Linked DNA regions of Homo sapiens: region 1 is linked to region 2. The links are chromatin contacts, found by Hi-C or POLR2A ChIA-PET in ENCODE. All regions are on one chromosome and are shown on one strand. Each heading gives the region's core, a stretch centred on a gene start or an enhancer-like site at or near the end of the contact. The rest is flanking DNA. Distances are from core to core; before and after follow the strand shown.

Region 1 (2,962 bases), core at 295-2,794, 3.3 Mb after region 2:
TCCATGTTGGTCAGGCTGGTCTCGACCTCCTGACCTCAGGCGATCTGCCCGCCTCGGCCTCCCAAAGTGCTGGGATTACAGGGGTGAGCTACCGCGCCCGGCCAAGACACTTATTTAAGACAGCCTTCCCCTTCTTCTTTTTTTTTTTTTTTTTTTTTTGAGACGGAGTCTCGCTCTGTTGCGCAGGCTGGAGTGCAGTGGCGCGATCTCAGCTCACTGCAAGCTCCGCCTCCCGGGTTCACGCCATTCTCCTGCCTCAGCCTCCCGAGTAGCTGGGACTACTGGGACTACGGGCGCCAGTCACCACGCCCGGCTATTTTTGTATATTTGGTAGAGATGGGGTTTCACCGTGTTAGCCAGGATGGTCTCAATCTCCTGACCTCGTGATCTGCCCACCTCGGCCTCCCCAAGTGCTGGGATTACAGGCGTGAGCCACCGCGCCCGGCCGCCTTCCCCTTCTTGATAAGGCTCCCCCTCTTTTACTGTCTCACAGCCTCAAGTGTTTCCCTTCATAATTTCCATACGCGCTTCATGGATTGTTTAATGTGCGCCTCCCCCATCAGGCTGTCAGTTCCATCCCAGCAGCAACGACTGTTCTGGGCTCTTTTTTTTTTTTTTTTTTTGAAACGGAGTCTCCCTCTGTCACCCAGGCTGGAGTGCAATGGTGTGATCTCAGCTCACTGCAACCTCCGCCTGCCGGGTTCAAGCGATTCTCATGCCTCAGCCTCCGGAGTGGCTGAGAGTACAGGCGCGCGCCGCCACGCTCGGCTAATTTTTGTATTTTTAGTAAAGACGGGGTTTCACCATGTTGGCCAGGCTAGTCTCGAACCCCTGACCTCAGGTGATCCGCCCGCCTCGACCTCCCAAAGCGCTGGGATTACAGGCGTGAGCCTCCGCGCCTGGCCCTGGGCTATTACAGCACATCCTCAGCATCTAGTACAGTGGCTGCTAAATACGTATTTCGTGATCAGGTATACTAATCCTTTAACACCAAGTTCGGAATTAACTCACATGCTTCAAAGCACACCGAGAAATACAAACTGTTTTACAGAACAGCTTAAGATGACGGTCTCGGTGCGCCTGGACCGGCATCAGCTGTTTAGTTAATTTTAAGAAATCAAGGAATGGCTGGCTTACAGCAGGATTGCACCCAGCTGGCCCATCCTTCCTCCCGTGCCCCCACCCGCCCCTAGGGGATTAAAACCAAGGGAGCTAAAACCCCAGGTTGGCAACCGTGAGGTATTGGTGCTCAGCAAATCCACCCGAGGCCGCGACACTCGCAGCGCTCCCGGGGGCGAACGCAAGGCCACACTGTCCAGCTCCCGCTCCAGCCCAGACTGGGCTTCTCCAGGCCACGCGGGGCCTGATCCTGGGGCCCACTGCGGCTGCGGAGCTTTCCCCCCAGTCTGCGGGCCCAGCCGCTCTCCTAGCACCGCAGAGCTCTCCGAGGGCGGCCTACCTCTCCTAGGGTCGCCGTCCCCAGCTCCTCCCTCAGAGTCCCCCGCCAAGGGCCCGCTGCACCTATTCCCGCAGACGCGCAGCTGTACCGGCCTCAGACCACGACCTACCACAACCCGCCACGCTCCGTCCAATCAGAGCGCGCCGACGGAAAGTGCCCCGCCGCGCCTTACCTCATGAGATATTATTGGTCAACCAACATGCCAGTCAAACTGAGGACGAATCCGTTCATTAGTGGATTCCTGGGAAGGCGGCTCTAACTTGGCTGATGCAACTGCGAGAAAAGGTGGGATGGGGTGCGTCACATGATCGAGTTAGACCCCCCCCCGCCCCCCCCGCCCCCCCCCGCCCCCGGCTCCCGGAGGTCGACATTTTGGTTTCCATAGGCAAAGTCCTAACACCACAATTGACATAGTTAAAAAGGGGAGACGGTAACGTGTTTGGTAGAGGTTACATATCTTGCTATAGTTGTTTATTTTAGTTGCTGAGTGATACACAGCCCTCAAAGAGTCTGACATTGTGCCCATGGTTACACTTGTCCGGGGGAGACCTTGAATTTGGTGTGGAAGAAATAACATCAGTAGTTCAGGTACGATTGGATCAGCATCTGGTCCTCGATTTGCCTTTGGAAAAAAAAAAGTTAATATTTATAGGCCTGGGGGAGGAGGGTGAATATATATATATACATATACATATATACATGCCAGGTGCGGTGGCTCACGCCTATAATTGCAACACTTTGGGAGGCCAAGGTGGGAAGATCACCTGAACCCAGGAGTTGGAGACCAGCCTGGTCAACATAACTAGACCCTGTCTCTACGAAAAATTTTTTAAAAGGCCGGGCGCGGTGGCCCACACCTGTAATCCTAGCACTTTGGGAGGCTGAGGCCAACGGATGACGAGGTCAGGAGACCGAGAGCATCCTGGCCAACATGGTGAAACCCCGTCTCTACTAAAAACACAAAATTAGCCGGGCGCGCATCTGTAGTCCCAGCCACTCGGGAGGCTGAGGCAAGGGAATCCCTTGACCTCGGGAGGCGGAAGTTGCGGTGAGCCGAGATGGCGCCACTGCACTCCAGCCTGGCTACGGAGCAAGACTCCGTCTCAAAAAAAAAAATAAAAAATAAAAATTAGCCAGGCATAGTGGCGCATGCTTGTAGTCCCAGCTACTTGGGAGGTTGAAGTGGGAGGATCACTTGAGCCTAGGAAGTTGAGGCTGCAGTGAGCCCTGATCGTGACACTGCATTCCTTGGGCGACAGAGCGAGGCCCTGTCTGAAAAATATGTATGTATTTATACGTGAGGCATTGCATCAAACATTTCACATGCTTATTTCATTTGATTTTTAAACTGTGTATGAGGTCAGCTGGAGTCCCCTTTTTACAAATGAGGAAATTACCTTGCACAAGTTCACACCCAATAGTAAGTTGTGGAGACAGGATCCAAACCTGTGTCTATTTAACTCCAAAGCCCATGCTCTTAACCACTGCACTATTACCTCCATC
Region 2 (2,700 bases), core at 135-2,634:
TGAGACTACAGGCGTGTGCCACCACACCCCGCTAATTTTTGTACTTTAGTAGAGATGGGGTTTTGCCATGTTGACCAGACCGGCCTCGAGCTCCTGATCTCAGGTGATCAGCCTGCCTCGGCCTCCCAAAGTGCTGGGATTAGGCCAGGCGCAGTGGCTCATGCCTGTAATCCCAGTACTTTGGGAGGCCGAGGCGGGCAGATCACCTGAGGTCAGGAGTTCGAGACCAGCCTGACCAACATGGCGAAACCCCGTCTCTACTAAAAATACAAAAAAATTAGCTGGGCGTGGTGGTGGGTGCCTGTAATTCCAAATACTCGGGAGACAGAGGCAGAAGAATCACTTGAACCCAGGAGGCGGAGGTTGCAGTGAGCCGAGATCGCGCCATTGCACTCCAGCCTGGGCGACAGAGCGAGGCTCTGTTTAAAAAAAAAAAAAAAAAAAAAAAAAAAAGAGGGCTGGGATTACGGGTATGAGCTACAGTGCCCGGCCACAGGACTAACTTTGAATCAAACTCTGCCATAAATCCCATGTCAGACTTTCTCCAGTTTGGGCTAAACAACTTCCCTAGAATTTATGGATCTTATTTTTTGCAGCTGATTGCACATTGAGTAAGTATATGGACTGGCAATCGGTTACATTCTTAACTCAGCTTGTTCTTCTTTAGAAACTTAAATTTATTGGGCTCCCACTGTGTGCTAGACCCACATAAAGGTTCTCACGCTAACACTGCAAACCTAGGAGTGTCTGCATTTTGGAAATAAGGAAACTGAGGTTTAGTGGTCCAATTCTTATCTAAGGCCCCAGCCAGCAGGTAGTGTAGCTGAGTGGGATCCCATCTAAGACCCATCTGACTCCAAAAGCCACGACCTTTCCACCATGACTCGGTTGGATTCTTTGGTCCGTTTCCACCTCAGTCTTCAACGTGCAGAGCCTACACCCCTGCCGGTCGGTTTAGGGACGAAAAGTCCCCAAGGACTTAGGTTTCCTCGCGTTCAAGTGACAATCTGGGGTTACTCCGCGCACCTGGGGAACCCAGAAGTTCCAGATGACCGAGGAAGGGCGGTAGAAAAGGCCTGCGCTGGCTACTCCCGTCTGCTAAAGGCCAGGCGGATCCCCCAACGACAGCTCCACGCCGAGTGGCCGCGGGCGAGCAGGGGGAAAAGGGCCCTGATGCGGAAGGAGCCCCGGGGCGCCACAGCCAGGCCGCTCCGCCAGCGGGCGGGTGGCGCATGCGCGGCGTGGGCCGCGGAGTTGTGAATGGTGCGTCTTGTTTGCCGGAGTTGGAGGCGGGCGGGCGCGCGAGGAGGAGGGGTGGGGCCGGCGGGGGCGGGGTGGGCGGTGAGAGGAAGTGGCGGCGGCGGCGGCGGCGGCGGCCGGGGGCGGTGAGCGCTGGGGCTGCGCGGGCGGCAGGCAACGGCTGAGGCGGCGGCGGCGGCGGCGGCGGCGTGGGTTGGGCTCGAGCGGGCGGCGGCGCCTCAGACTCCCCGGAACGGGAGCCCACGCGGGCGGGCGCCTGAAACAAAGGGAAGCGGGCGTCCGGGCGCCGCGGGTGGGCGGTCAGTCGGTCAGCGCGGAGCCAGCCAGCGGGTGCCCGCGCAAGCCCCGAGCGCGGCCGGCCGGCGCGGCCTCAGGGCGGGAAGATGCCGCGCGTCGTGCCCGACCAGAGAAGCAAGTTCGAGAACGAGGAGTTTTTTAGGAAGCTGAGCCGCGAGTGTGAGGTGAGGCAGGCGGGCGGGCGGCTAGGAGGCCGCAGCGCGCCCCGAGTGGGCCCGGGCGGAGAAAAGTTTGGGCGGCACGGTCCCCGGGAGTCCCGGTCGGTGCGCCCGCGGAGGGGCAATCTCGCCGGGGCGGCCATCGCCCGCAGCCTCTGCTTGCCCTTATCGGCGCTGCGCTGGGAGGGCGGGCGCGCGGGCGGCGCCGCGGATTTGGCTCCTGATTTCGGGCCGTCTTGCCTTGCAGATTAAGTACACGGGCTTCAGGGACCGGCCCCACGAGGAACGCCAGGCACGCTTCCAGAACGCCTGCCGCGACGGCCGCTCGGAAATCGTAAGTCGGCTGGCCCGGGGCGCGCGCGGGTCACTTGTTGCGCGGGGCCGCGGCGGCCCAGGCCGGTTCCGGACGGCGGCGCGGCTGCTGCGGCTCCCGGAACTGAGTGGGCGCCGTCTCACTTCCTACTCGGGATTCAAAATGCGAAACCAGATGCCGCGGGCCGGTACTCGCGGGGAGACGCTTTTCCTGGGGCTCGCCGCGGTGGCGCGTGTCGGCCAACGGAGCACCGCGAGTGGAGCTCGAACCCGAGCCAGACTAAACAAGCGAAGGGCATTGTTTAGGCGGCGACACCGAAGAAGGGTTCAGGGTATTTGTAGCAAGCAAACCCCCATTCGGAAAAAGAAGTGGAGCTTCATTCAAGGTCGGCGATAGTTTGTTTCTTAGAAGGTAGATCTGTCGGTAATTCTCTGTGTCAAGCGGTCTCACTACCAGATCGCCGAGTAGAAATCTTTCCTCCAGTTATTTATTCTAATAGAGAGGGGAGGGGGGGGAAAAGGCCCTAAAAATGTCATTTTCTTAGAATGTTAAGCTTCAGGAGAATCAGAAAGAAACCATTATCCCCATGTCCTGAGTAGGGCTGCTGTTCCTAAAAACTGCACAGATGGGCAAAACCCACGGTTGATCTCGAGGTCCTTGTTTTAGGAGGCA

Evidence for each region. Hi-C counts contacts between places; a loop is a spot of excess contacts on that map. ChIA-PET counts read pairs that join two places held with the same protein, here RNA polymerase II (POLR2A). Pooled maps may share reads with other maps.
Region 1: a pooled map shows a loop between it and region 2 (5-fold over the local background). The contact joins the promoter of AARS1 here to the promoter of CBFB in region 2. A Hi-C loop is called at or near these places in 1 of 50 pooled maps. POLR2A ChIA-PET finds 5 or more read pairs at or near these places in 2 of 52 experiments (activated CD4-positive, alpha-beta T cell and activated naive CD4-positive, alpha-beta T cell).

Annotation. Positions count from the first base shown.
Region 1 is chr16:70,287,962-70,290,923 of GRCh38, forward strand. It overlaps AARS1 (alanyl-tRNA synthetase 1), which reads right to left and starts at 1,545. Exons shown (of 21, transcript NM_001605.3): 1 at 1,460-1,545. It also overlaps a transcript of DDX19B not described here. RefSeq lists a silencer at 761-890.
Region 2 is chr16:67,027,765-67,030,464 of GRCh38, forward strand. It overlaps CBFB (core-binding factor subunit beta), which reads left to right and starts at 1,385. Exons shown (of 6, transcript NM_022845.3): 1 at 1,385-1,721; 2 at 1,963-2,049. The coding sequence starts at 1,644. RefSeq lists an enhancer at 648-787 and silencers at 1,348-1,537, 1,628-1,867, 2,118-2,167.